Regions from separate parts of the Mus musculus genome. Here all the other regions are linked to region 1. Evidence: chromatin loops called from intact Hi-C (ENCODE). Cell type or tissue: heart. All regions are shown on one strand.

What was found. Peaks named below come from ENCODE experiments on the same cell type or tissue, not always from the same donor. Only the 100,000 strongest peaks of a DNase experiment are listed, where the experiment ranks them.
Region 2: it touches region 1 in a loop (2.7-fold over the local background); 3 of 42 quality-filtered maps call a loop at or near these places.
Region 3: a loop joins it to region 1, with 4 times the contacts of the local background. A loop is called at or near these places in 15 of 42 quality-filtered maps.
Region 4: a loop joins it to region 1, with 10 times the contacts of the local background. A loop is called at or near these places in 21 of 42 quality-filtered maps.
Region 5: a loop joins it to region 1, with 5 times the contacts of the local background. A loop is called at or near these places in 11 of 42 quality-filtered maps.
Region 6: it touches region 1 in a loop (12-fold over the local background); 12 of 42 quality-filtered maps call a loop at or near these places.
Region 7: a loop joins it to region 1, with 6 times the contacts of the local background. A loop is called at or near these places in 11 of 42 quality-filtered maps.

The regions. Positions count from the first base shown.
Region 1 is chr6:88,111,560-88,115,559 of GRCm38, reverse strand. No RefSeq gene overlaps it. Among named protein-coding and RNA genes, the nearest start is that of Mir6376, 9.3 kb to the right of the region's middle. In heart, a CTCF peak has its summit at 2,253 (motif pointing left); a DNase peak (open chromatin) is centred at 2,249; H3K27ac peaks cover 388 bases; H3K27me3 peaks cover 931 bases.
Region 2 is chr6:88,859,577-88,863,576 of GRCm38, reverse strand. All of the region lies in intron 2 of Podxl2 (podocalyxin-like 2), which reads left to right. Among named protein-coding and RNA genes, the nearest start is that of Podxl2, 13 kb to the left of the region's middle. In heart, a CTCF peak has its summit at 2,415; a DNase peak (open chromatin) is centred at 2,496; H3K27ac peaks cover 436 bases.
Region 3 is chr6:88,485,078-88,489,077 of GRCm38, reverse strand. Ruvbl1 (RuvB-like protein 1) reads right to left here. Exons shown (of 11, transcript NM_019685.3): 8 at 3,167-3,365. Among named protein-coding and RNA genes, the nearest start is that of Gm46965, 4.5 kb to the left of the region's middle. In heart, a CTCF peak has its summit at 2,003 (motif pointing right); DNase peaks (open chromatin) are centred at 1,977 and 3,507.
Region 4 is chr6:88,497,987-88,501,986 of GRCm38, reverse strand. No RefSeq gene overlaps it. Among named protein-coding and RNA genes, the nearest start is that of Gm46965, 8.4 kb to the right of the region's middle. In heart, a CTCF peak has its summit at 1,599 (motif pointing right); a DNase peak (open chromatin) is centred at 1,626; H3K4me3 peaks cover 1,357 bases; H3K27ac peaks cover 1,440 bases; H3K27me3 peaks cover 398 bases.
Region 5 is chr6:88,429,406-88,433,405 of GRCm38, reverse strand. The region is part of intron 1 of Eefsec (eukaryotic elongation factor, selenocysteine-tRNA-specific); the gene reads left to right. Among named protein-coding and RNA genes, the nearest start is that of Eefsec, 15 kb to the left of the region's middle. In heart, a CTCF peak has its summit at 1,995 (motif pointing right); a DNase peak (open chromatin) is centred at 1,995.
Region 6 is chr6:88,319,715-88,323,714 of GRCm38, reverse strand. All of the region lies in intron 4 of Eefsec (eukaryotic elongation factor, selenocysteine-tRNA-specific), which reads left to right. Among named protein-coding and RNA genes, the nearest start is that of Dnajb8, 99 kb to the right of the region's middle. In heart, a CTCF peak has its summit at 1,709 (motif pointing right); no DNase peak of the experiment used is centred here; H3K27ac peaks cover 316 bases.
Region 7 is chr6:88,241,070-88,245,069 of GRCm38, reverse strand. No RefSeq gene overlaps it. Among named protein-coding and RNA genes, the nearest start is that of Dnajb8, 21 kb to the right of the region's middle. In heart, a CTCF peak has its summit at 2,280; a DNase peak (open chromatin) is centred at 2,290; H3K27me3 peaks cover 3,391 bases.

The DNA of each region.
Region 1 (4,000 bases):
GATTTTATTTCTTTGAAACAGAGTTTCATTCTGGAGTCCAGAATGGCCTTGCTCTCCTTCCGAGGACAACAGGCCTACGCCACTCTATATATGCAGCTTTGAATTCAAGTTGATTTTTTTATTTCTTTTGTTTTGTTTTAATTTGACCTGATGTTTTGAGGCAGAGTCCTATGTAACCCAGGTTAGTCTCAAACTCAACAAGTAGTCAAAGATGCTCTTGAACTCTTCTTAATCCTCCTGCCTCCACTTCCCCAGTTCTGGAATTATACATATATGCTGTCACATTCCGTCCTGAATTTAACTTGTAATAATGTTAACAGAATGTCATACAGGGAAGATTCAGCTGCTGGGAGGAACCTCATTGGGAAAGAAGGAGAGGCACACACATACTCATTCACACACACACACACACACACACACGTTCACACACATACATACACACACTCACACATTCTCACTCTCTCACACACATACACACTCATACATGTGCATATACATACTCTCTCACTCTGTCTCTATGTCTCTGTCTCTCTCACACACACATACATACTCACATACACACACACATACTCTCTCTCACACACACACACATACACACTCACACACGTGCATACACACATTCTCTCACTGTCTCTCATTCTCTCTGTCTCTCTCTCTCTCTGTCTCTCTCTCTCTCTGACTCTCTCTCTGTCTCTCTCTCTGTATGTCACACACACCTCCCCTCCATAGCCATCCTGTGCAACATCTTCAATGCATGCTGTGTGGATCTGGGTCTGGCCCAGGCCACGGGAGCTGATGTGGAGCAGAGCACAGAGACATACAGTTAAAACGAAACCCTCCAGGGAATCCACTAAGAAAGCTCTAGGTGGGTAGGAGAGTGGGAGGAAGGTGGGGCTTCCGCTCTCTTTTCTGTGCCTTCTGGACAGTTTGAAGGCTTGCTATGAGCATGCATTGTTTTTACAATTGAAAACACATGTGCACCTCCTGGAGCCTACAGAGGAGTGCTGCAATGGGCCCAAAGGACAGAGGAGGAGGGAGGTGATAGCAGATGAAGTATAAGCTTGGGTGTGGAGACAGAAAGCTTCACGCCGGGTAGGCCTTCTCCATACACTCATGGGGGCCCCACTCATACTGGGCCCCAACCAGCCACCAGAGTCTTCCAGTGGAGCAGGGTGAGGGCCGAGGCCCGGGTCCTGTCTTGCTCCGTTGGCCCTCTGTGCTTGGATGCCTGTTCACTGGAGCACTCAGCTCACCTCCCACGGACTCGCTCTCTGGAGCTCCTGACATACCATTCATGAGCTGACCACAGCCACCTAGGACCCCACAACCCCACATGGAGTCGGGCTAGCCTAGGAAAGAGGAAAGGGCAGCTTTGTCCCAGCAGCCAGGCTTGGGAGGACAAGCCTCTCATGTGACATACATATTCCTGCTGAGTAAATCACTCCAAGGATCAAAGAGCCACCGTGGTCTGCTGGCCCATCAACCCTAGTCTCGACTTATCGGCTGCTGCCTCTGATGCCCAAGGCCAGCAGAACATTCTGGCCCCCATGGACCCAACCCCCAGTGATTACCCAGAATCCCCGGGGGGGGGGTGCTGACCCAGTCAGATGGGTCCCCTGCTTTCTTGATCACACAGATCCTGTTTGTGACCTACCACTGTTTTCTGTCTTGGGGGTTCAGAGAGCATATTTTGTTTTGTTTTATGAATTTTGGCTTTCTGTTGTTGTTGCTGTGCAGAGCCCTCATAGGTACCTGACAGCAAGGGCTGAGGGCTTCAGCTCTTCAGCTCTTTCTCATTCTCAGTGTTCCCTGGTGTCCTCAATAACAACTTCTACTCTGATGATTGCAGGGGGTGTAGCTGGCAGGAACTAATGGGGGCTGGGCTGTGCTTCAGTACCCTAGTGCACCCAAGCTCTGGGTCCCATCCCTGCACCAGGAAGAAGTCAGAAAGGAACCAGTGGTGTAAGGGCCCAAACCTAGAATGTGAACCTGTCAACAAGGTGACTGTCTGGGGCCTCACTCATCCCTGATCCTCACCGGAGCCCTCTGCGCTGGATCTCAGGATGAGCCTACGTCAGATCAGAGCGTGAGGCCAGCAAGGCCACCCACAGCCAACGTGGGCAAAACAGGGACGAAGGGTGAGAGGCCCCAGTATCCAGGCTCCTTCCATCTCTGCATGCAGACACCCACCCTCTGTCCACCCTGAGGCCCAAGCAGGGGTGGATTTGCAGGGTTTGGAGTGCCCTCTAGTGGCTACAAGGCTCCAATTCAACCCCTACCCGAACCCCATATAGCAAGGTGAAACCCAGCTCTTCCCTGACCCTGTGCCCTGGGGCCAGAGACACCAATTCACTTTGCAACAAGAAAATCAAGGGATAGGCCACATGCACAAAACAACCAGAGCAGCCAGAGGTGCTGCCCCGCAGTGCTGTGGTACATTCCAGGGGCTACAGCCTTCATTGAGTGCCTGCTACCTGCTCTGTGACCTCAAAACAAGAGATTATTCTCTTCTACAGACAAAACTCAAAGTTGCTCTACATCCCTGATCTAGAAAATGTCCAGAGCAGTCCCCACATGTCACTGTGCAGAGAGGCATAGAGGACCCCAGTCCTCTGCTGGGGGCTGGAGGACACCAGTGCTCTGTGAGCTGCCAGGCTGCATCTTCTTATCATTAGCACTGTAGTGTGTTCCTGTTACCCAGCTGGGACTGCCACCACCAAAGGAGCCACCCCACTGGCAGACTCATTTCAGGCTCACACCACTCTAAGGAACAAACATTATTGCATTTTAAAGATGGAAACAAAGTTCCTAGCGGTTGGATGACTTTGCCAAGGCTACAGGTCCCGGAAGACAGCTGCAGCATCCCACCTAACCCAACCCTACCTTTCTATTTGCTTCCTAGTGAGGGTTTATTTTCCAAACCTTTGTAAATAGCCCCCACACCCACCTTTAAGAAAGCTTGGCAGCCAGACATGCTAGCGAGTGCCCTTAATGCCACAGGGGTTGGGTTAGGGAAGATGGCAAAGGTTTGAGGCCATCTCTGTTTGAGGCCGGCCTGCTCTGTAAGAGTTTCGGGCCAAGCTGGGAGGTGGTGACATCTACCTTTAGGGAGACAGAGGCAAGAGGATCTTTGAGTTTGAGGCCAACCAAGTCTACAGAGCAAGTTCCAGGACAGCCAGGGATTCACTGAGAAATCTTGTCTCAAAAAACAAACAGCAAATAGAGTTCCAGGCCAGCCAGGGCTGCAAAATGAGATCCTGTCTAGCACTGATTGATTGATTGATTGACTAATATGGAGAGAAAACAGTGAAAACCAGACATGGCATTACACACCTGTAATCTCAAAACTTGGGAGGTGGAGGCAGGAGAATCAGCAGTTCAAGGTCATCTTCAACGACATCTTGAATACAAGGCTCACCTGTGATACATGAGACTGTCTCAGAGAGAGGGGTGAGGGAGGAAAACTGTGTAAAGCTCAAATGCAGCAAAAATCCAAGAAAGTGACCCATGACGGTGAGAGACCGGTCAGTGGAGAGCACACAGTCTAGACGCAGCTCTGTGTCCTTAAAGAGATTTATGTCACCCACGAACAATCACTGCCCTGCGCCCCAGGAACAGCCCTGCATGACTTCTAGCTCCCGTTCATTCTCTTCAATCCAGGAGTCAGGGAGGATGCAAAAGAGGGAAGGGGGCCGGGCGTGGTGGCGCACGCCTTTGATCCCAGCACTCGGGAGGCAGAGGCAGGCGGATTTCTGAGTTCGAGGCCAGCCTGGTCTACAAAGTGAGCTCCAGGACAGCCAGGGCTATATAGAGAAACCCTGTCTCGAAAGACCAAAAAAAAAAAAAAAAAAAAAAAAAAAAGAGGGAAGGGGTCCCTCCGCCGGGGACTGGGAGGTGGACAAGAGGGAAGCCAGAGAGGTGTTCTTACCTGGTCACACGCGTCACGGGTGAATGATGAACTGCCTGCATTTGCTGCATTTGCTCTGAGTATTCCAACGTA
Region 2 (4,000 bases), 750 kb before region 1:
AGTTGCAGCAGCAAATGACCTCATACCTTTTTGCACTGCCCTGGCTATTAGGTGTCCTGGTATAATGGCTAGAATGAAATCACTAGGTCAAGCATCCCACCCAGGAACAGAAGGCAGGGAACCCAAATAGCCCCCAAGAAATAAGGCAGTGGATTTGCAAAAGTCTGGCAGGATGTGGGCTGATCCTTAGGAATCCAGGCCACAGATGCATGTCACCACCCTTGGGTACAAAGGACTGGAAGGTGACATCTCTGGCAACCATCTCCTTTCCACTCCACATCCAGTGTCCCATCTCCAGGTGCCTCAATGTCCTGTTCTTCCTCTCACCAAGTAGCCTGTCAGAGACAGGGCCATGGGAGCCCAGGGCTGTGGCTGATCAAGTCAGCCTAGGGCAGTGGTAGAGGAGAGCTTTAGACAGTTGGAAGGCAAGTGGAACAGCTCTGCTATCAAGTGTGTGGGTCTTTACAAAGGCTCTGTTAGCATCCCCACTGTGACCCCCAGAGGGACTCCAGCATGCACTCACCAGAGGTACCCAGTTGTGGGGCCTGGGACGTTTCCCACCGCCGAGTTCCATTAGCCAAGTGCAATGGCCTAAGCATTCCTTGTGTGCGGGAAGCTGATGCAGTGGATGCCAACCTAGACTAGCAAGACCCAGTCTCAAGAAAGCCAGGGTCTGGAGATGAGGCATGAAGGTAGAGTTGCCATCCTGGCCATACACAAAGGCCTGGCTTCCATCCCTAGAATCCGTCAAGGGGAAGATTTTGCTCAGTTTGATAGGAAAATTATAATGGTCTTTGGTAGTAGCCTAGAAAGCTTAATGTAAATAAAGTATATATTAATATATATGTATAATTAAATCTATATATGTACATGTATATATTCTGAACATAAATTATATAACACATTCTTTTTTTTTTAGATTTATTTTATTAATATATGTAAGTACACTGTAGCTGTCCTCAGACACTCCAGAAGAGGGAGTCAGATCTTGTTGTGGATGGTTGTGAGCCACCATGTGGTTGCTGGGATTTGAACTTTGGACCTTCGGAAGAGCAGTCGGGTGCTCTTACCCTCTGAGCCATCTCACCAGCCCCTATATAACACATTCTAAGCAAAATATTTTACTTATAGAAATATCAACTATAGTTTTCAGGGTTGGAGAGATAGCTCAGTGGTTTAGAGTACTGGTTGTTCTTCAAGAGGACCCAGGTTTGATTCCCAGCACCCATATGGTGGCTCATAACCAACCATCTATAATTCCCAGGTCCAGAGGACCCAGCAGGCATGAAAGTGATGCACATACATATATGTAGGCACAACATTCATGCACATAAAGTGAAAATAAATAAAATACAGTTTTCATTTTGGACTTGAAGCATGGGGTAGTGGAGAGAAGGCAGATTCTATAGTTCCAGCCCTGCCCACTAGCAGCAACTGACATCAGTGAACAGTGCAAGGCTAAAGAATGAGGCCAAGTCTCACCTAGGATAGGTGGGGGTCCTCACCTTGCAGGGAGGGATGTGTTCCCAGCACCCAGCACAACATTTGGCCGTGAGAAGTGCTCTGCAGATGGCTGTCACTGTCACCACTGTCATGCTTCTTCCTGCTGAAGCATTCTTTTTATTTCTGCCACTGTACAGTTTTTATATAGAAGAAAGAAAATATGTCTCTGTCACTTATAAACAGAGACATTTTTACAGTCTGTCATTTGGTTTTTTTAAGTTTTAAAGAATGTGTTTATTTACATGCTGTGTGTGTGGCTGGTTGTTTATGTGTACTATCTGTGTGCAGTGCCCAGGCCATCCAGAAGAGGGCATCATCTCCCCCGGAACTAGAGGTACAGGAGGCAGTGATCTGTCCATGTGAATTCTAGAAATCTAACCCGAATCCTGTGAAAGAGCAGCCAGTGTTTTTAACTGCTGAGCCATTGATCCAGACCCTTGGAAATGCTTGTTTGTTTGTTTGTTTAAGAAGTTTTTTCCTCCCTGAGATATCTCTATTCTGCTATTCTCCTGTGCTTTTATACTTTTATATTTAGTAACTGCAATGTTGGTGAGAGGTAGAAACCCATATCAGTGACTTTTCTTGTTATTGTGATTAAACACCAGACGAGAAGCAACTTAAAGGTAGAAGGGTCTCTTTGGGCTCAGAGTTAAAGAGGATAGAGCCCACCATGGCTGGGTAAGATGTGATGGCGGGCAGCTCCATGGCAACAATAGCGTGCGTCGGGCACACCTTACCTGCTCACATCTTAGAGGAACAGAAAATAGAGATCAGAAAGGAAGCCTCCAAGCCTACCCCTAACAACTCCCTTCCTCCAGCTAGGCTCTGCCTCCTAAAGGTTTCACAACTTCCCAAAACAGTGCCATCATCTGGGGACCAAGTGTTCAAACAGGAGTTTATGGGGACATTCTCATCTAAACCACCAGGGGGCTTCATCTCCTCTTCCCGGGTAGGTGACTCATCATCCCAACAGTTCAGCCCTCTGTCCTAAAGGGGCAGTCTGATGCTCTGTGCCTCTCTCTGGATCTTCCCACTGGGGCAGAGGCAGGCAGGCAGTGGGTAGGAGAGCAGCAGAAGTGCCTGGGACTGACTCCTGGGGTCGCAGCAGAGTCTGAGTCCAGGGAAGGGATGTCTCTCCTCCCTGGGCTACTGCAGGCCTCATGATAAGAAGTCTCACCATCATCTGCTAAGTTCAAGCCCTGTCATGGTTTCTAGCTCTCAATATGGCTCGCTTGGCTTACTGTCTTCTCATCTTTGTCTCACCAAGTGATGTTAGCACAGTCCTCACAAGGAAGGGAAGACACAGGCAGGCAACCTTAACTGTTGGCCTCTTAACTGTGTACTTGTTGTGGCCTTCCCCTCCCCTTTTGTGTCTTGCCATTTTATACCACATGACTCCATCTTTCTGGGCAAACACTCCTGGGTGAACCCCAGTTATATAGAACATAGCTTATATTTCCAGCCCACCAGAAACTGGTCTCCATAGTACAGCCCCACTTCCTTTTCTGCCTGGCAGAGCTGAGTGGATGAACTACTCAGGGGCTCACCTGTGACTCTAGCACTGCCCCTAGAATCCTATTCTAACTGGCACTGGCTCAAACCTGCTCCTCCAGCCTCTACACCTGATTCTTCCCATCCCATTGGCCACAAAAGCTCTTTTTCACCTATCTGCCTGGTTGCTAGATGACCGTCCCTCACTACCCAGCTCAATAGGGGACAGTCATGCATGCTGTCCATGAGCAGATGCTGGCAGCTATGGTGCTGCTAGTGCCCTGTCCATGGTGTGTAGCCTGGCAGGTAACATGGAGCTGGTGTCCCACGCCACCTCACACTCTGGGCCAGTGGTGGGTGAAGGTACCCATTTCCCAGTCCACCTGCCAGCAGTTGTGTCTCTGCATGCCATTAGCAGCCCCTAAACTCAGTTTCCTCGCAGTGCCTGCTGTGCGTTACTGTAAGAGGGATGAGGTGGGAATAGAGTTAGGGTCCACACTGGCAATGGGAAGGGAGGCAGATATTTAGAAGACCCAATGGGTACTGTGTCACTCACCACCATTGCTGGCTTCTGCTCTCACTCAAGGAGTCAGAGTCCTACACCCCATGTCTGAGGAACTGAGTTGTCTCAGCTGCTCTTCAGGTCTGTGTCTCTCCAGAAGAGCAGACACAACAAAGTGAGGAGGGGTGTGGTGTGGATGTAGCCATGCCGTCAGCAAGCTTGAGGTGGAGTTAAAGCAAGATCAGCTCATTCCCAACGCTAGAGATAAACAATAGCTGCCATTTTATCCAGTTTTAGCCGCTTTCTACAGTAGGATTGGAAGGTTCTGGAAGCCAGACCTCCACAGTAGAAAGGCACATCTGTGAGACCTTTGGGTCTCATGGTCCTGAGCTGCTCTGTGACATTTACCCCTTGATCATGACACTAAGCCGCCCAGGAGGTGAAGCTCCGGCCCTTATTAATCACCTATTAAAGGCCTATTTTGGTACTGTCATAAACACAGTT
Region 3 (4,000 bases), 370 kb before region 1:
GGCCACACCTTATCACAGATTTGTTAAGGAATGGATTTTGGATAGTGGGCTTCCAGGCAGACAGTCCGGGGTGTGAGCCCACAGGGCAATGCTCCTTGAGCTTAAGTATGGCGCCTCTGCAGAGATAAGGCAGGGCCTCTGGAAACATAGCTTGTGCTTGAGCAAGTGACGCACCCCCTCTTTAACACTCTTCCATTGGAAACTCTGGGCTCTTGTACTGGGCCACTGTTGACTCCTAGACCCCTCATGTTCTGTCAGAGGCTGTCGTATGCACTGTGAGATGCTGTGTGACACCCACAGCATTGAGTCATGAGAAATAAAACCGTCTACAGATATCACCAAATGTTCACAGGTAACAATGCACTTGATGGAGGATCAGTGCCTGCTACTCTCTGTAATCCATAATGACAGAGACAACTAAGAATGTGGTAAACACCTGGGCAATTTAATGGGCAGTTCCCTGACACGTGCCTGAGCCTGGCTGGCCCAGTAGACACAATGAGACATTTCTAAAGGGCAGCCGTATGCTTGGCTGCAATGCAACTTGGTAAGAAAAATGGTCATTCTGGGCTGAGGAGAGGCTCGCTAAGTAAAAGATCCTACTGCTCTTCCAGAGGACCCAAGTTAGGTTTCCAGCACCACTACCAGGGACTCACAACCTCCTGTAACTGTCCCAGGGGATCCAACATCCTCTGACCTCCATGGCACTTGTACACACATATGTGGTGCATACAAATGCATGCAAGGACAGTCATCTCAACAAATGGCTCTATGACAGCTGGACATCTATATCTATGTCTAGATGTAGAATCGGCCCTTCTTTGACCATGCTCAAAATTAATCCCAATTGACTTACAAACCCAGAGCCGAATTATAAATTCTTGGGAGAAAACAAAGGCATGTGCCTGTGGTCTCAGGTTAGACAGTGCTCCTTATGTAAGAACAAAGCACAAAGCAGGCAGACTGCACTTCAAAGTAGCCTGGAATTTGTTCCTGGGGGCAGGGGCTGAAGACCAAGGACTTATACATGCAAGGTAAGTGCTCCACTGAGCTGAACTCCTACCCTAAAGATTAAGAGTTTTGAATAAAAATTTTAAACTGTGTCAAAAGACTGCCAAAAAAATTGATTAAGACTACCCAAAGAATAGTAGAAAATACTCAAATACATTCATGTAATGTTCAAACATTATTGATGTACATAATAATTTACTACTCAAGAGTAAAGGCAAACAAGCAAAACAGAAACTGGGCACATCTGTAACCCCACAAGTTGAAAAGCAGGAAGATTAGACGTCTAAGGTCAACCTAGGGAGCCTAGTGTCCCCTGAGGCCAGCTCTGCACCATGCCATGCAACACTTTATACCTACTCACTGCCCAGCTGGGTTGAGGGCATCATGTGGGCTTTCCAGCAAGCTAAGTGGCAGCCCTTGCGGCTTGCAGTCTACCACCGGGAGACAGCCTCATCTGTCCTTGGGTGGCAGGGTGTCCTGACACCACTCCATAGGGGCTCATACAGACTTTAGAACCCTGACAAGGAGCAAGCCCTCAACATGTCAGATATAATGCTGATGGTGCAAGAGGTTGGCAGCTCCTCCAGGGAGAAGGCTATGACGACTTGTTACAGATTGTCACACTGTGTAGATATTCCTAAAGTTCTGACTTTTAGCATCCTAACCACACTAGTGTACTCTGGAGCTCAGTCTTCACCCAAATCCAAGCCACATGCCTACGTGGTGAGAGCCCAGGCCCTGCTTGCCCAAGTCAATGGGAGCAGCAGTGTGGTGGGTCTCCTGCGGATGATGTCAGCACGACGGAGCTGGTACTCAGCACCAACCCACTCTGTAGAGTTCATGCAGCTGGCTAGAGCTTGGTTCTCACAAGCAGGCTGGGATCAAGGGCTCCTTCCTCTTGAGAAAGCCCTGGCAACGGGGTCCAAGAGCTGCCAGCCTCTGTTGGCACCCGCTGGTTTCAGTTAGCTCTGTTGGCAGAGCTCCCAGCAGGGGGCACCATGTGTCCATACTGAGCCCAGATGAAGCTGTGCAAGAAAGCAAGTGTCCAGCAGAGCCACAGGTGCCAGGCTTCCGGAGCCAGGCCCACATGGAGTCTATAGACGCTGACTGGGGGCCCTGAGTCTCCCCAGCAGCCGGCCTGGACCTGGCACAGCAGCTTCCCCAAGACTACAGGACACACCTGTGATATGTTCCTATCCAGATGGCATCACGGGGTGCCAGAACACACAATGCCACCATCTACACTTGAACCATAAACATATCCCAACTAGAGTGCATAGGGGACACAACTGAGGGTGGCTGCTGTTGTAATGCACTACGCTCACAGCAAATACCAGACTACTTACTCCCCAGGGCCACCAGCACCCGGTGTGGACAATCTCAGTGTGTAGACTAAGTTTCTCCAGCAAGGGCCAGTGGCATTCTATATGGTCCACCATCATGGACAGGCAAGCCAGCAGTCTGGGTGGCTTCGGCTGTCCTGAATACTCGAGGGCCATAGGACCATAGTGTCTCCAGTGACCACTGTCAAGATCACACAGCCCCAGGGCACTGTCTCTTGGAACAGCTGTGGGCTTGAAAAGAAGCCCTTTACATCCCAGCACTGCAGAGACCAGCCCTGACTGTCCCACAGGACCACAGAAAACCTCTAGGGCACTAAAACCGCACATGAGAACCTGACATGGGCCTCAGACAAAAGCTGGTACATTCTCTGCAGCTCAGGCTCAGAGTACTTAGGAAAAAGTGAGTCTGGAAAACCCCTCCACCCCAGCATTGGGGCTGTATTAACACAGGAGAGACTGTACGAAGACCCACTCTCCAGGGCTCTACTGAACCTCTCAAGAAAGGTCTGGGGTGGGAAGAGTTACACCATTCAGTTCCCTCACCTGAAGTGAAGCTAGCAATACCTATCCCTCTGCAGGAGACAGGAAGTTAGCTAGCTCATGACATCCCACTAAAGACCAGCCCCTATGCGACCATTACTTCGCACACTCCATAGCCCAAAAGACCCCTGGGAAGACCTTCCTCATCAGAACAACCCAAGACACATCCTTGCTTCTTCCCCATCTGCCTCATGGCATGCAGGCATGCGAACCAAGGAGAACACTCGTTCAGAAGGAAGGTGGGAAGCCTTGGAGCAGGCGTGAGGCCCTACCTGATGACACAGTTGCCTCGGTTGGATGCAAAGATGACAATGGGGGCGATGGAGGACTCCAGGGCTCGGTGCAGGTAGGTAAAGCACTCGATATCCAGCATGTGGACCTCATCGACAAAAAGCACTCCAGGGACCAGCTCGGCCACACCCTGGTCAATGTATTTGTTCACCACTTTGTTGATCTCCCCTCGAAGTTTATCTAGATGTGGGATGGCAGGGTCAGCACCAGCAAATAGCTCCCGCTCTGAGCTCGGACTTCCACCCAAACCCACCCTACACCTGTTTCCCCAACTGTGAGGCCCCAGCAGGCCCTGGCCCCATTCCAGCTTCAGTTACATCATCTAAAACAGGAACAAACACACCTAAAGGCCACAGAACTGGCAGCTTTCCCTAAAGTTGTTTGGCTAACCCCAAGTGGGTTGTGCACAGGAAGGCCATGACCTCCTCACACGCCCCACCCTGCCTTATTGCTCATCCTCCCAACCCGATGTCCAGCTCCCACTAGAACTCAAGTCTAGCAGATTTGGGAGCCTGGGACGACAGGAGTTTTCATATGCAAATATTCCTATGTTGTGCTCTGTGAATGACCCTGTCTTATGGCCCTGTGTGACGTTGCCTTCAATCACACGCAGTCTCAGTCCTCTCCAAACAGGAAGATGGTTTCAGGCCTTACAAGATGTTATCCATAGTCAAATAGGCCACCACGAGTCACAGCCCAGTCTTAACCGCAGCAGTAGGGTCTGGTCATAAACAGAACTGTAAGATCTGCTGGAGTTGCTACCTCTTCTACCAAATCTACCAGTAAGAATTGCCTGAGAACAAAGAGCAAATTCA
Region 4 (4,000 bases), 390 kb before region 1:
ATCAGAGGGGTGACAGTTTTGGGCCAGCCCCGGCTACTGTCACTATAGTGGAGAGTATGGGTGTGGACTACATCAGAAAAGTCCCTAAGATACATTGGAGGGAAATACCAAAAGCAATTGTGTCCATTACTGTTCGTGTTCAGAGTAGGCAAGGAGGAGCCTGGTGTGGTGATGTACACTGTTAATCCCGCTGCTCCAGATGGAGAGGCAGGCTGGTCTTAGTTCCAGGTCAGCCCAGACTACACTACACAGTGAGAACCTGTATTCCCCTCCCCCTTATATGTGCATACACACACACAAACAGATTGAGACAGAGCATGACAGACACCGGATGGGGGGCAGTGGGCAAGGACATGACAATGCATTTGGAAAGCTCTAGCAATCCCTTTGGAACTAAATGTTCATGTCCTCTCCTAGTCTTACATGCATGGGAAATGGGAGAGCCCAAGCAAACATGAGCAGTCATGAATAAGTAGATGGTGGATAGCCATACACTGTTCTGAACGAAGTGGGCCAGAAGCAGCTGTTGTCCGAGACTGCCTCCAAGACAAACTGCCTCCATCTTCAGTTGGGCTGGACCCACTTGCCCAGGATCTTCACGGGTGGGATTGTTGACTGGTGACCTTCCTTCTTTCAAGGGGAGGCCAGAGAATGTCATAGGCCCCCTCCCCTGGGTACTCAGCCAACCGACCCAATAAGTTGAATGTCATCCTGCCCTAATTCTACTGACTTGGCATCGGGGCCTCCAAGAGGGGCTAGAAAACAGGTGGGAAGGTATTAGGGAAGAGGCTCCATCTATACAGCCATGAGGAGTCACCATCCCTGCCAGGTGCACATTTCCATTGTGGCTGCTTTAAGGTCACCCATACTCTACCCTTTGCTCTGTAAGACCAAGGAAGTCCCTGGTCTTTAGTGGACTTTAGTTTGTTGCTAGGGCCCAAGGAGGAAGTGAGTAGACGTTATTCCTTCTGCTCAAGGGGTTAGGAAGATTCTCTTTGTCAGCACTCACAGTGGCCTACTTGTGGCTTAGGGATTTTACTCTGTGAATATAAGCTTTAAAAGAGAATACAAGCAAACCAGAACTCTAAGCAAGGATATGCAGGCATTCCTACATCACTCAGGATGAGGGAACAGGGTCAGCCATTATGAAATGCAGAGGCTGAACCTGAGACTGACAGCACCTTCCTCCCCATCTCTAGTCTCCCCTTCCTCCTAATCTCTGCCATCTCTAGCTAGGAAATACACTGAGTGTAAAGTGGCTTGCACAGAGGGACCACGAAGTGGAACACACTATCATGCATACTCCTTTGATTCAGTCCAAATTCTGCACCCTGCTCAGAATTAACACAAAACTATCCACTCAAAACTTTATCCTGCCAAGGGTACACTATAAGCCCAGCACTAGGAAGGAAGAGGCAGGCAGAGGAACCTGTGTTCGAGGCCACCTGGTCTATATAGAGAGTTCAGGTCTACTTGATGATGATGATGATGACGCCAAGCTCAACAACAACAATAATAATAGTAATAATAATAAAGCCAAACTCCATGTGCCTACCCCAATTGTTTTCCCACAAGCATCCTCCACCCCCAGACTGCGTGTCTAGCCACACGGGGGCGCTGCGAGCCACGCCACTCGGGGGTCCGCGGGTATTTGCAAGGGTCTGGGCCGCACCTCCCGCCCGCGTCCCCATTAATCACGCGTGCTGACGGCGCCGACCCGCGCGCGGGCGGCGTGACGGCGCCGGTGACGGCGGGTGACGGAGCGGGCAATCGGCGGGCGCGCATCGGCCCATCTTATCGCGCCAGCCCAGCCTTCGCCCGTCGCACGCCGCCCATTGATCGCGCGGGCCGGGGCCGGGGGTCAGCGCGGACGCTCGGCCTGACAGCCACATCCATCGCGCTGACGGCCGCACGCGCGCTCGGCCCGGCCATTAATCACCGCATGGTGCCGAGTGACGGGGAGGGCGACAGGACCAGCGGGCGATTGCCAGCCCTGCCAGCCCGCGCCTTCCATTGCCGGGCCCTGCCGCAGGTCACCCGCATCCCCAGGTCACTTGCTTCTTGGGATGGGAGGACGGTGTGTACCTCTCAGGGTCCCATGGGAGAGCTGGCTTGTCTGGCTGATACTAGGTAATACCATTACTCCTTTCCAGGGGATAGCAGGACCTGTTTCTGCATGGAGCACAAACAGAACTGCATTCAAACGTGGAGGGCTAGACCTCAGCTTGCGCCTGTTTCACAAACTCTGACCTCTAGCAACAAGAGCCAGGAACTGGTCATTCTGATCTGAACCCTAGTCACATAGTGCCTGTGGCCTCAGAGAGTTTCACATCCCAGCTTGGCTGCTGCTCCTCACTCAAAGACAGGGCCTTTCAGACATGTGGCCAGCGACCCAATCAGGGCTGGCCCAGGGTCAGGGAGATGGATGGCTACAAGGTGTAAGTCCCGCCCTCTGCCTGCAATTCCATTTCTTAGCTACCATACTTAGGCATGTTGACCTACCACCTTCTGGTGTGAGAAAGCAAGCTGTCCCTTCTTAAACCCCGAGTATTCTCTGAGGCAGTCTAGGGTTGGCCAGGGTAAGGGCTAGGGTTGAAGGGGTAAGGTATCTGCAAAGCAGAGGCCAGGAAGTGCCTTGGCTTTGGGAGAAGGCACCGCACCTGGAATGAGCAGCCACCAAAGAGCTCAAGGAGAGGCTCCCAGGAGCCTGGCCCAGAGCTGGGATAGTGGCCACCTCCTGTGACCAGCCCCCATCCTGCCTGACTTTAATATTACAACAATTTTTCAAGCTGGAGCTGAACTAGTGGGAAAAATGGGGCTGCTGTAATTGTTGTTAGATTGTGTGTCAGCCTGATAAGATGTAACAAATACTTCCTCCCCACCAGGGTCTGCTCCCTGCCTGGCAATGGATGGAGAAACTTCTCATAGTCTACAAGGGATGGGCCATAAAAACTTCGCCTGTAAGATTAATGTAATAATCACAGGCCTTGCTGGGGAAAGGGAGGAAAATTAAAATAACCAAACCTGGCTACCTAGCCAGACCATCTCCCTCCCATCAGAGCACTGCTGTCCCCTCCCCTAGTACTGTCACACCCCAGAAGAGGGAGGAGCGGCAGGAGTGGGGGGCCGTGGTTAGAAAACACAAGGCCACAGTCCTAGTGCTCACTAAAAGCTCTGGAGAGCAGGTGCAAGGGACTGCAGGGATGGCAGGGACTGTCCTCAACCCAGCAGCACCTCCACCGCTTCTGTCCTGCTCGGGTGCTGTGAAGGGTGAGGCTTGACCAGTCGGCCCTCTCAGTTTACACAACAGCCTCACCTGCTCAAGGTCAGATTCACAACTATTGCTAGGCAGGGAAATTTCAGTTTCCAGCCAAGGCTCTAGGGAGTCTGATCTCAAATCTGGCTTCTGTCTCCCGCTAGCTGGGCGGGTGCGTTTGGCCTAAAATGCCATGTCTTCATTTGTCTAGTAGGCTTAATTAAATACCCACAGCAATCTCCTAAGATCTTTTGCTATGAGGACAAAAATGGTGTCACCAAGAATGGTGGTGCTTACAATCCCAGCAACTCAGAAGGCAGAGGCAGGAGGATTGCTAAAACTCTTAAGCCAGCCTGGTTTACACAGTAAGACTGCCTCAAGACATGGTGTCCAGTGTACACACCAACCACCCATGAATCCACACTGATGGTTTACTAAACAGGTCAGCAGTGAGACAATCCTTCATGCAGACTTCCCAACCACAGGTAAAGGGGCAGCCCTGGAAGAGACACAGCTTTTAAACCTTAGTTAAACCTTAGGTGTGGTTAGCACAGAACGACTTCACTCAAAAGAGCCCAGCACAGAACATGGAGTGTGAACAAAGTCTCAGAGAGAGCAGCCTTGGCCAGGTGCCGAGGGTCTCAGAGGTGTCTACTCAAAGTACCTGTCAAGATGGGCTGCAGGACACACGGACGGACGGACACACACACACACCAAGGCTAATCACAAGAAAAATACTTAGCA
Region 5 (4,000 bases), 320 kb before region 1:
TTGTGGGCTTTGCTGCTGGTTTCATGAACATATGGTGATTGAGACCAGACCTTACTTGTCATGTGTCATTTGAAGCAGGCTTGCAGGCTGCAAAACCTCCTTGCCTGACTTCTTGGCTTTATTTCTTTCCTTGGGCTTCTTAATATCCTAAAGGTAGGGCTAGGTGACCTTATTCTGTAAGTTTGATGACACAGAAAGAGTTTCATCATCATGTTATCAAGTTCATTTAGCAGTCCCTAAGAGATCTGCATGCAAGGAAGGCAGAAGTTACCCTAGCCTCCCAGACAGGTGGGAGGCAGGTATTAGGAAGTAACAAAACCATAAAGATTGTGAGTTATGGTCAGTACCAAGGACAGTACAGGACTGTTGGCTTTGGGGTATCTCCCTTACACCTTCCTGAGGCAGTAGGATTGAAAGTAAATTCTGGAAAAGTGTGGGGCCTGTGACTGGTGAGTTGGGGATGGATACTACATGTCAGAGGAGCAGCGCCTGCAGTGGCTCTGAGGAGGGCAGGTTGGGCTGGTCTGTAATGGGGAGAGGGGGTGGTAGGCAGTCATGGCTATCTTTGGACAGATATGCACACTTGGATTCTGTTAGCCCTGGTTTTGCTGGAGGACAAGCAATGGTATATTGTGATCCATGGACACAGAGAGACATTCACACTAGCCCTCTACAGGTGGTTGGCCATACCAGGTTTTCTTTACTGGCTTTTATGTGTCCTTAGTCCTGCCGGTTTCTGTTACCAGGCCTCAGATTCATGTGGGTGTTTCCTGCCCTTTTCTTAAAATTTTAATGTTTTTATTGTAGTATTGGAGAATCGAATCTCAGGCCTCCTGTGTACTGGGAACACTCTGTACTACTTTCCTGTAGTAGAGCAATGGGCTGAGGTGGAAATAGGGTTGGCAGGCAATTCTGGCATGGCAGTAGTTAGCCAGTTCCACTGTTCTGTAGTGTGACCAGTGGTACACTGGCACACTGGCATCTCAGGCTCCAGTTACAGGGTGGGAAGATAGCAGTCCTGAGTGGACAGTAGAGATGTCAAGTAAGGCATCCATCCAGTCACGGAGCTGGCCATACTTTGCTAGTCTCCTTGAGCATACTGCCCTTGATGTTCCCACCACCCCTCCTGCAGGATGTCCTGGGTGAAAGATAACACACAGGGTCAGGAAGGGACAGATTTTGCCTTTTCAGGAGAACTGAGGTTGCTATGGTTTGGTCTCCAAGCTGTGCCCGTGAGGTGGAAGAGTGGGTGCTGACGTTCTGATGATCTGTTGTTTGGAACAGAACTGCAAACTGACTTCAGAGAAGCTTGTTCCCCTGAGCTTGCTGCTGAGCAGGAGTTACTGGCTTTAAATTAGCACAGGTGTCTTCTGCCCTTTTCTTAAGTTCTTTGTGTTATTTTTGTTGCCGTATTGGGAATTGAACCTAGGATCTGGCAAACGCCCCGCCTCTGAGCCACATCCCTAGTTCCCTTTCCTTAAAACAGGGGAATAGTAACTGACTTCAGAGCTCTCTTGAGATTCCAGCTTGGTCTCCAGGAAGTGATTGTGTCTGCTTTGGGGGAGTCACTAGAGCAACTGTAACCTGAGGGATTCTTTTCTCCTCTGGAACCTAATGGGTTTCCTTCCCTTGTGCAGACTTCTTAAGTAAATGGAAGTGCTACTTACTTATTATTGCAAGTTCATCAATCATTTCTCAAAGTTTTTTAAAGTGCATAATAAAAGTTCCCATGATAACCAGCAGCTTTTTGAAGAGTGAGTGTTTTCTAGGAACCATGAGAATCTATTGCATTAGGTCTGATTTCTCCAGTTGGAGCTTCCTTCTTCTTATCTCAAAATCTGCCTCAGAAGGCAATCTGGGGATGCACAGCAAACACTCTGGTAACAGATGTGTGTCATCCTTTTCCTGACAAGTCCCTAGGCTGGGAGACCCAGCTCTACTCAGTACGCCGCCATCCACTAGGTGTGGGTAGACACACCCTGTGCTGATTAGAGCTGTTGGTGCACAAGAGGGCAGTGTTTGCTTGCAGTCTCAGACGGGCGATCATGTGCTGGTTCACAGGTCAGCAGAGTTAGAATGACCTCAGATGTAGTCAAGACAAAATAAACTGTAAGTCAAGGTTGTGATGAGTTCTCATATATGCCTTTAAATACACAACTCCTTCAAAACTTTGCTGCTTGTTAGCCTTCTTTTTCCTAAAAAGAAAAATATTGTTTCTTTCAATGTTTATTTTTAATTTTTTTTTAAATCAATGAAAATATGGTTGCAAGTCTTGTACAACACTAGCAGAGGTTACACAGTGTCACAGAAGCAAAACACCGGCTTCCTAATTAAAAACCAGATGGGCAGATTTTTGTTTGGAGCAAGAGGTCAAATGTATTTTCTCCCCTTTTCACATCAATGTAAAGCTTATCTGCCTTAACTTTTGAAGCGTTTGAAGGTGTGTACGTCAGCAGTCCGCCCTGTTTCTTTTATTCTGCCTTCCCCCGTAAGGTGGCTCCCTGCATTCTGTAAGGTGGCTCCCTGCATTCTGTAAGGTGGCTCCCTGCATTCTGTAAGGTGGCTCCCTGCATTCTGTAAGGTGGCTCCCTGCATTCTGTAAGGTGGCTCCCCTGCATCCTGGTGTCCCGGGATTGATTGACTATGCCTTTTTTTTTTTTAAATAATGATTTTCCCGTTTTCAGTTCTTCCATGGTACTCTTCTGCTGAAACCTTTGGACCAGCAGGACACATGCTGGAATGCAGTTCTTGCCCCCACCAGATTTCAGCTGCTACAGAACTGGGAGCCCCTTCCTGTCCTCAGTCACCTCCTGATCTCAGGTGTTTTTAGGATGTTGGTGTCACTCACTGATGAAATGCTACAGATGGCAGCAGCTTGAGGAAACAAAAGGAGGAAAGGCATAGGATGGCCATAGCTTGTCTTGGCATCCCCATGGGAACCACCTGGGCTTTTGAGCTGCCCGTGCACCCCAGGTGGAGGCAGTTGTCTTGCATAGGACGACTGTATCAGGAGCATGCTCTTAAAGCTCATGCACAGAGCCGAGGCTTGACCAGCTTGAGTGTCAGGAGTAGTGGGTGCTATAAGACAGGAGGATAGAGACAAGGATAGCATTTTTGACTGGAGACAAGCCAGGTCTTCCCATATTGCTCATTTACTTGATGCCTTGATCATCTCACAACAAAGCATAGTGAGACCCAGATGCAAAGGGCTGTCCACCACTTCAGTCCCCTGACAGCAATCAAGGAGACAGGCAGTTCCAGGCTGAGCCCTGTATAGAATCAGACGTCTTCTTCTAGTCTTATGTAATCCAAAGGGAGTATGTCTGTAAGAGTGGTGCCACATAAGTAGTTGAGGAGGGATATGACATCCCCTGTGGTCTTTAATTGATCTATGACTTCTAGTTTAAATGTGAATGTCACAGCACTGAGTGCAGTGTTAGTGGGTGGCCACTCACAGGTTTTTCTGTGACCCACATGACTTCTAGTTAGGTCTGAGTCTAAAAGAAAGGTTTTGCTGCATCAGGTTTGTAAAAGAGGCTCACCAAACATTTTTTTCTAGGAACAGAATTTTTGAAAAATGCTGGAGCCTTTCGTTTACAAAAGAAGCTCATTTGTCAGGGATGAGAAGTTGTTTTTGTGTGGCTCTGGGTGGCTTCGTCCTTTCACTTCCATAGTAGGGCTAGCAATTAGGAATGAGACCCATGTTCTAGGTGGTCACTTCCAGCTAGGCTGTGTGTTTGTTCCGTCTCTGTCAGCTCAGAGGGAGCAAAATGAGTGAGACCCCTGTAACAAGCAATATGTGGGTGCACCAGAGACACATGCTGACAGAGATAGAGTGTATCTCTGAGAGAATGGTCTGGGTGCTGTTCTGTCTGGAATGTAGATAGAGTCATTGTTCTGACGAGTTCCCTTATAGTAGAGTTCCCTCCGTAAGCATTGCTTGTGGTGAAATTTTGAGACAGTTTTCTGTTTGGGTCTTGAGGTCAGTCGACTTTCTTGT
Region 6 (4,000 bases), 210 kb before region 1:
TTGAAATAAGGAAAATTTCTACTTATTTTTTAAGTCAACAAGCACTATAGAAATTTACCAGGAATCTTTATAATATTATTTAGGATGATTTTTAATCTTTTGTTCTACTAATGTGCTGGGTTCTCTAGTAGTGCATAACAGAATAGATGCTGCTTAGTTACCTGTCATTCTTTTTAATATTTGGATTGTAATTTTGAATACTTTTAAGATATTTATGTTAGCATTCATAATTGAGATATATGGTTGACACTTCTGTCAAGTTATGGTGTCATATGAACAGAAGACTTCAGAGGAAGAGCTTGCCCACTTTCCTCTGTGTTTTGTCTGCTCCTTAGAGGAGGAAGGGAGCTTGTCTCTGCAAGCATCTGAACTCAGTATTGGAGGGAAGGGTGGTACTCTGGTCTTTTTTATTTCAGTCCCTCCTATCAGTTTGGTAACATGTTTTCCTGAAAAATGGCCTGTTGTCTATTTTGTTTTATTTTGGTCTTTTTGAGACAGGATTTCTCTATTATCAAGTTGGAACTCCCTGTGTAGACTAGACTGATCTACCTCTGCCTCCTGAGTGCTGGACTAGAGGTGTGTGCCCACCACTGCCCTGCTTCTGTTGTCTGTTTTTAAATGTGTTTGTATTATGTAGCCCTGGATGCCCTGGAATTCACTATGTAGCCAAGATGGCCTCAAAAATCACAAAGATATGCCTGCCTCTACTTCACAAGTGCTTGGATTATATGTAACAACGCCTGGCATTCATCTGCCGCTTTTCCTTTTAAATTTTGTTTATGCAGTGTTGGCTTTAACAATTCCCTTTTGTACACGATGCCAAGCCTACCATTATTTGTATTCTGACTGAATATGCCACCATGCCTCCACTTCACTCTGCCTCCCTGGGCTTCATGTCCCTTTCTTACCCTGGGAGGGTCTCACAACCTCTCCTCAGAGATCCATCAGCACCACCTTAGGTGCTCTCCACTGAGAACTGCTACTTCCCAGATGCCCCTGGGGTCCTTTACCTGTGCAACTGGTTAAGGAGGAGTTTCTCATCTCAGGTTCTAGGCTCTTTCTCTCGGGTCTTTAAGGAATTCTTTGTCTATACAGTTTTTAAAGTCCCCCCACACTTTTCCCAAGTGTTCCTGTCTGTAAGATGGGTAGTTTTAAAGCCTTTGGAGTCGCCAGGACTTGCGCTCCCTATTTCATGTTTTCTCACCTGCTTTGGATAACACCGGCCTTTTAGTTAATTCTTACTCTCTGACAGGCAATGAAACTAAGGCTCAGGATGGCGACTCTCCCAAGGTAACACAGTTGAAGCAGTGATTTGCTAAGCTATGATTCACACTTACCTCAGGGGTCCCTAATTCCCAAGTCTTTATTTGTTGTTTCTGTTAGCAGCAGCCATAGCACTGTGGGTGGATTCCAGGTCACCCTGTATTTCTGGCTTTTGAGGTGAACTATGGCACATAATGTAACCTGGTAACTAGACTTATTTTGTGCTTAATTGGAAGCAGACTGCAGTGGGCTCAAAGGTCAAGCAAACAGCCTTCTGGCCAGTACCTTGCAACCCTCCCAGGCTCCTCGAGTGGGGGCGGATCTGCTGCCTGGAATGTAGCTTGGCCACATGCAGGCGTCTCCTGTGCTGCCCTCCAAGCTTTACCTCAGCTCTAGAGCACTCCGGACAGTGTTTCTAGCCTCAGTTCTGTGTCGCGTTCAGAGACAGTAGATGGAGCCAGAGACTTGGAGAAAAATGAAATCCAGTCCAGAGTCCCTTACTCTTGGGGCCAAGACAGTGTGCTGCAGGTAAAGAAAAGGCGTGGCTCCCTGGGGCTGAGGAGTGGCCAAGGCTTTTTCTTGGCTTCTTCTCTGTGGTCATATATTAAGGTTTATATGAGAAGGAAGGACTCAGGGCTTAGTCGAAGGAAGTTCATTGAAAGTCAGGCCTGGTTCCCACAGGCTACATGGCTGCTTTATTGGCCGTGCCCTGGGTTTTCGTTCGTAACAGAGAGTCTTCTTTCTGTTACGTTACCCCCACACCAGCGACTAGAAACCCGCCCTGAGACATGGCTGAGTTTCATGTGCAGTTAGGACAGGCAGGAAGTATGCTGTATCTGCGCCACAGAGGATCTAATAGGAAGGGTCAGGCTGAGAAGAGTCCCCACTCTGTAAGTGCAGCCATGGCAGCTTGGCTGAAAACCTGGCCTTGCACATCACCCTGGGTCTCCTCTAACGAACAGAGCTGCACTGACAGCAGCTGGCCTTGCCCTGTTGACGGGACCATGCTTCTCTCCTACCTACCCCTGGACTGGTTAGTGCGGCAGACATGTACCCAGTGACCCTGTGTGACTCCCACTGTAGGAGTGCATGACACACCATGCTATTCAAACTCACTGGCTCTGTGGCAGATTAAACTGTTGTCTGGGGTTAGATGGAGCAAGTAGCTTAATTCCTTAACTGTTTGTGGCACACGCTGCCTGCATAGGCTCTGTAGGTAGCTAGGAAAGCAGAGAGGCCTAGCTTTTGTTTTGTTCTTCTGAGCTCCCTTGGCCTGTCAGTGGTTATGGATGGGCCATTCTGACAGATGTCAGCTGGGGGCTTGTGCCCAGGAGCTCAAGAACAGTCTGCCTTTACCTGGGAACCAGGCTATGCAGCATTTGGGTTTTTTCTTTCTATCACTTTCTCACAAGTACTCACCAAGGACTGAACCAGGTCTGGTCATGGGAGATTGTATAACAGCTTTTCACTTATTGTTGGGATTGTCTTAGTCCAAGGTTTGCAGAGAACCGGAATTCCAGGTGGTAGCCATCACAAGTAGAGAGAGGTAAGGTTGACAGAGTGGGCCTAGTATCACATGGTGGGGCTTAGCAGCTAATCAGGGAACAGGGCAAGAAGAAAGGGATGGAGATCCTGGCTGGGAACTACAAGTAAAGAGATGGGAAAGCCCAGCAGCAGCATTAAAGGGCAAGGGTCAACATACAGGATGCGGAAAGGAAGGAGGGCCCTTAGCGATCATCTGTCTGGGTCCATGCAGATAACCTCCATACCCACTATGTAGCAAAAGGAGAAACTGAGGTTCATAGAGGATATGTGCATGGGTTATATAACCAGTGAGTGGCTGTAGATGGATTTATAAAAAGCTGCCAGTAGCTATTGGTTCCAGCCAGAAGTTATTGTGACTCTCCAGCCGTAAGGTTCAAATGGATGCTCAGGTTTTAAGAGACCTAAAGTAGAGTTAGAAAAAAACACAAGTGGCCAGTTGCAAGGAGATAAGACCCATCAGGACCAACAGAGAGCTTTGCTTCCAGCCAGAGAAGTATCTGCTCCTCTCAGGCTTTTCTCAGGACAGCCTGGCAGCTGCCCTGGGCCTCATCCTGTCTGACTTCCCTACCTGGCCTAGCCTGACTTGCTGAGATGCCACCTCCACATTCTGGGGTTCTACTCATGTGCCATCCTTTTCAGGTTTTTACACCATCCATCCATTTAAAGTCAACATACTTGAGAAAGGAAGTAGAAAACAACAGAGGATTGGTTGTTTTCTAGTCACACACACCCTGTGCAGTTTAATGAAGTCATAACAGAACAGAAGGAGGGGCCTGTCTGCTCTGCAGTTCTCAGGAAGAAAAGCAGGTGCCACCATTATCTCCATGCCTCTGGCCACTGTGCTTGAGAGCCTAGGAAGCAGAGCCATGAGTAACCCATAACCTTGGACTTGGTGTGCTGAGCCTGTAAGCAGGATGACAAAATTAGAGCTCACCTCAGTGTCTCTAATCTGAGCTGGGGAAGACACTGGTTCTCCTACTTTTCTCCGTCCTGCCATAAGCAGGGGCTGTGTCTGTTAAGCTGAAAAGTATCTGTTCCTGGCCAAGGAAGACTTCAGCTCCCCAGCCCCTGGGGTAGTGAGTGACAGGGCTGCCACTTGCAGCCTTGGCCCTGGACTCTTTCACACTTGGCAGTTGATTTCTGAGTGTTCCTGTGCATGCAGGGTAGAGCACCCCAGCCTCCTGACATCTGC
Region 7 (4,000 bases), 130 kb before region 1:
CTGCCCAGTTGGCAGAAAGCCCCAGGAGCACAGGTGAACCATGAAAGTACCGCAGCCTGGAATATCATGCAGTGTGTGTGTGAGCTGTCCAGAACAAGTGGGGAGATCAGAAGGTGATGCTGGAGGTAGTGGAAGGGGGTGCTGGGAGAGGGCTAAGTTTCTTTTCAGGGTGACAAGAATGTATTAGAATTTACTGAGGTAGTGTGCACTCAACTATGTGAACACATTAGGGCCCAGAGATTGGACACTCTGAACATTTTCACTGGTGTGTGTGTGTGTGTGTGTGTGTGTGTGTGTGTGTGTGTGTGTCCACACCCAACAGTGTGCCATGGTATAGGTACATGGAGACAACTTACAGGTTATTTATTCTCTCCTTACAATGTAAGTCCCAGAGATCAAACTCAGGCTGTCCGACTTGGTAGCAAGCAACCCTACCCACTGAGCCATCTTGCTGGCCCTGAAAAGTATTATGGGAATGGTGTCTCAATAAAGCTTTGAAAAACAAAAACAAAAACAGAGCTGGAGTGTAGCTCACTGACCAGCAAGGTTCTGGGCTCCTTCCAGGCACTGGAGAAAATGAAATAAGAACCGGGCTTAGTGCACACCTGTGAGGCCTGTGCTGAGGAGGCTGAGAGAGGAGCAGCCCTGTGAGGTTGAAGGCAGTCTGGGCTACAGAATGAGGAGGCCTTGTTTCAAAGAAAAGAAATTAACATAGAACCTAACAATCTTAGTCTTAGGTATACACCCAAGAGAACTGAAAACATATCCACATACAAACTCACATGTGGCTATCATGGCAATGTTTTTCACAGCCAGCTCCGGAGGCCAGCCCCCATATATCCATTAACAGGCAGGTAGATTTATGAAATATAATCTATCCACATAATGGAATATAATTTAACCATAAAGGTGTGATGTAGAGAAATGACGTAGTAAAGTGCTCGCGGTGAAACCGTGAGTACCTAAGTTCTGATTCCATGTACCCAGGTAAACAGATGGGCAAGGCAGCGTGTACCTGTAACACCAGTGCTGGGGAGGGCAGAGACAGAAAGAGAAGGAGCCTTGGAACTTGCTGGCCATCCAGTCTAGTGAAGTAAGGGAGCCCCAGTTTCAGTGAGTCTCTCTCTCTCTCTCTCTCTCTCTCTCTCTCTCTCTCTCTCTCTCTCTCTCTGCATATATATATATATCTGTCCAGAGTGTATATATATATATATATATATATATATATATATCCAGAGCTGGCTGAGCTAGGGTGAGTTTGTGATACCCAGGCTTGGGGCTCAGGCTAGCAATGGCTGCAGGCAGGCAGAGGCAGTCTAAGCCTGTGCTGGGTGGCTACACCACAGTGCTGTACCCCACCCCCCACCCCACCCTGTACCACTTAGTTCTGGGCTCACACAGTCCTGGCACCTGAGGCTTTGCGGCACCCTGCTCCCAGAGATGAGGCCTTGGGCATCTACAATGAAATGCTGGTCTTGCAGTAAGGTTGTTTTGTGGTTATTTAAATCTGTATCATTCTTACTGAGAAAAATGGCACAGCTGTACAAAAACACAGAGCCCCACACCTGCCCTGGCCTGCTGCAGAGCCTCCCATACCTGCCCTGGCCTGCTGCAGAGCCCCACACACCTGCCCTGACCTGCTGCAGAGCCCCCCCACACACACCTGCCCTGGTCTGCTGCAGAGCCTCCCACCCCCCAACACACACACACCTGCACTGAGCTGCAGTTCTCCCAGATACATGGATACACATAGCTGGCCACAGAGGAACCCCTGGGCCTCCCTGACATTGGTGTCACCCCTGTGCCCACCACTCCACCCCTCCTATGGCAAGCCCCACCTCACCCCCATCTTCTTGGGGATGACTATGGATTTTGTTTGTCAGTCTTGGGCAGGGCAGAAGAAGCCACCGGATCCTGGCCCCAAGCTGTCTAATCCTCACAGCAACCCCGGACACGACAGAAACACTCAGAGACTCAACAAGGACAGAAGAAGAAGGAGAGAGCCAGGGCTCGGACCCCATAAGGCTCAGAGAAGTGCACCAGATTTGTGTGCTCCCTCCTCCCTTCTTCCCTCCTCGAGAATCCTTTTGTGTCCCTGTCCTGGTCACTGGCCCTCTTTGAGCACCTGTTGGCACAAGTCACTTTCTGTTGGGTAAGAGCTAGCGAGCTGAAGCACGGGAACTGTCTAAGCACATTGGTGACCGAGTCACAGCTCGCTGCTGGATTCGGTGGAGCACGGACAGCTGGCAGTCGGGTGGTGAGCGCCTGCACTGCCCTGCCCCTGGGCTCCGACAGAGGGCAGGCACGGCCCAGCCTCCGGATTGTTAAGCGGGACACGGAGGAGAGCTGAGCACAGGGCTGCGGGCCCAAGGATATCTCTGAGACTCTGGGTAAAGAACCAGGGACATGAGCCAGAGTGGGGGAGAACAGGAAGAACTCAAGGTACCAAGCTTCTGGCAGCAGCCCGGGACCTGCCGGGTCCCCATGGAATCACTAGTGCTAGGGCCCCATATAGCTGGACACAGAGGCCAGTAGAAAAAGAAGGTGCACAAATGCATGTGTGTGTGTGTGTGTGTGTGTGTGTGTGTGTGTGTGTGTATGTCCTGTGCTAAAATCCACTTTCTGTTTGTTTAAAATGTAGCTATTTACATTTTAAAATTCCACTCTGATTCATTCCTGGGCCTGAGTGACCCATCTCTGAGACCGTTTTCCTCCCATGGAATGGTCCCACCACAGCCAGCTGTTCGGAAGCAGAGGTATAACCTGCCCACAGCACACAGGAGCACACAGCATCAGCCCAGGCCAGGTGAGCAACACAAGGACACAGGTGACAAGGTGGGAAGCTGTCTGTCAGGAGTACACAAGGGAAGGCTGCAACAGAGGAGGAAACCTGCATTCACATGCAGCCCAAAAACACCCCCCACCCCCACGGTCCCATACCTGCGCACACTCCCCCACTAACACCTGAGCTCATGTCTCTGCACATGGTCCTGTATGCCCTGCATATATATGCCCATATATGTACCCCTGAGCTCATCCCTGCCATGCCCCGGCCTGCACCCCTGCAAATGTGCTAGCCTGCAAGGTGCAAGTCTGTGGCTACTGTCCCCAAAGAGGATTTAGGGAGTTTTTTTTTTACGCTGGCCAGCTGACTGGCCCAATCACCACCTGACGGTTTCCTGAGCCCCCAAAGCTTGAAAATTGGGGATTTGCTGAGGTTCACCTACCAGGAGCAAGAACTGAGTTTTGTACCCTGTGGAACCCTGTCCCTCAATGTGTGCTGCCTGCCACCAGCTCCCCTGTGGGGCCTGCCTCACCCTCGGCGCCCAGCGTTTGCGTAGGGCTCCCCAGGCCCGAGATCGCCTTACATGAGGCCGATGATAATCTCTGTTGAAATAATATTTAACACATGCTGCACTTTTAATTAACTATCTGAATAATCTCAAATTAATACCAGAGCTTTAAAATAAGTTTTCATTTTCACATTTGGTAACATAATAGCAGCCTGGCTGGCCCATTTCCCCCTCCTTTGATTTAATTAAAAGCCCTTTTGTGTGTCTCTTGTCACTTCAGAAAGGGACAAAGGCCCCCACCTCCCCCCACCTTACATGGGCAGCCTGGCTCCTGGCTCTGGGGTTCAGGTCTGAGGCTCTGGACAGTCTGACTGAAAGAGACACTTAGGTGAAATCCTTCCAGGCCCAGGCCAGCCCTGGAGTGCCACCGAGTGGGCCAGCATGCCAGCGCATCACACATGCTCACACGGGGTCCCAGGCATGAGCATGGACCAGGCACATTCTGCAACACAGCAGCCCTGGAGGCTACTGGCAGCCATTGCCCTGTATCCACAGTATGCACAGCCAGGCACACAGAGTGGAGAGAGCTCCCCTGGCAGCATCCTTTCAGAGACGTCACAATACATGCACGCACACATGTGAATGTGTGCTGGAACCCTCCTGGCTTGGTGGAACTGTCAGAGTCCAGGTCTGGGAGCACCACTGGG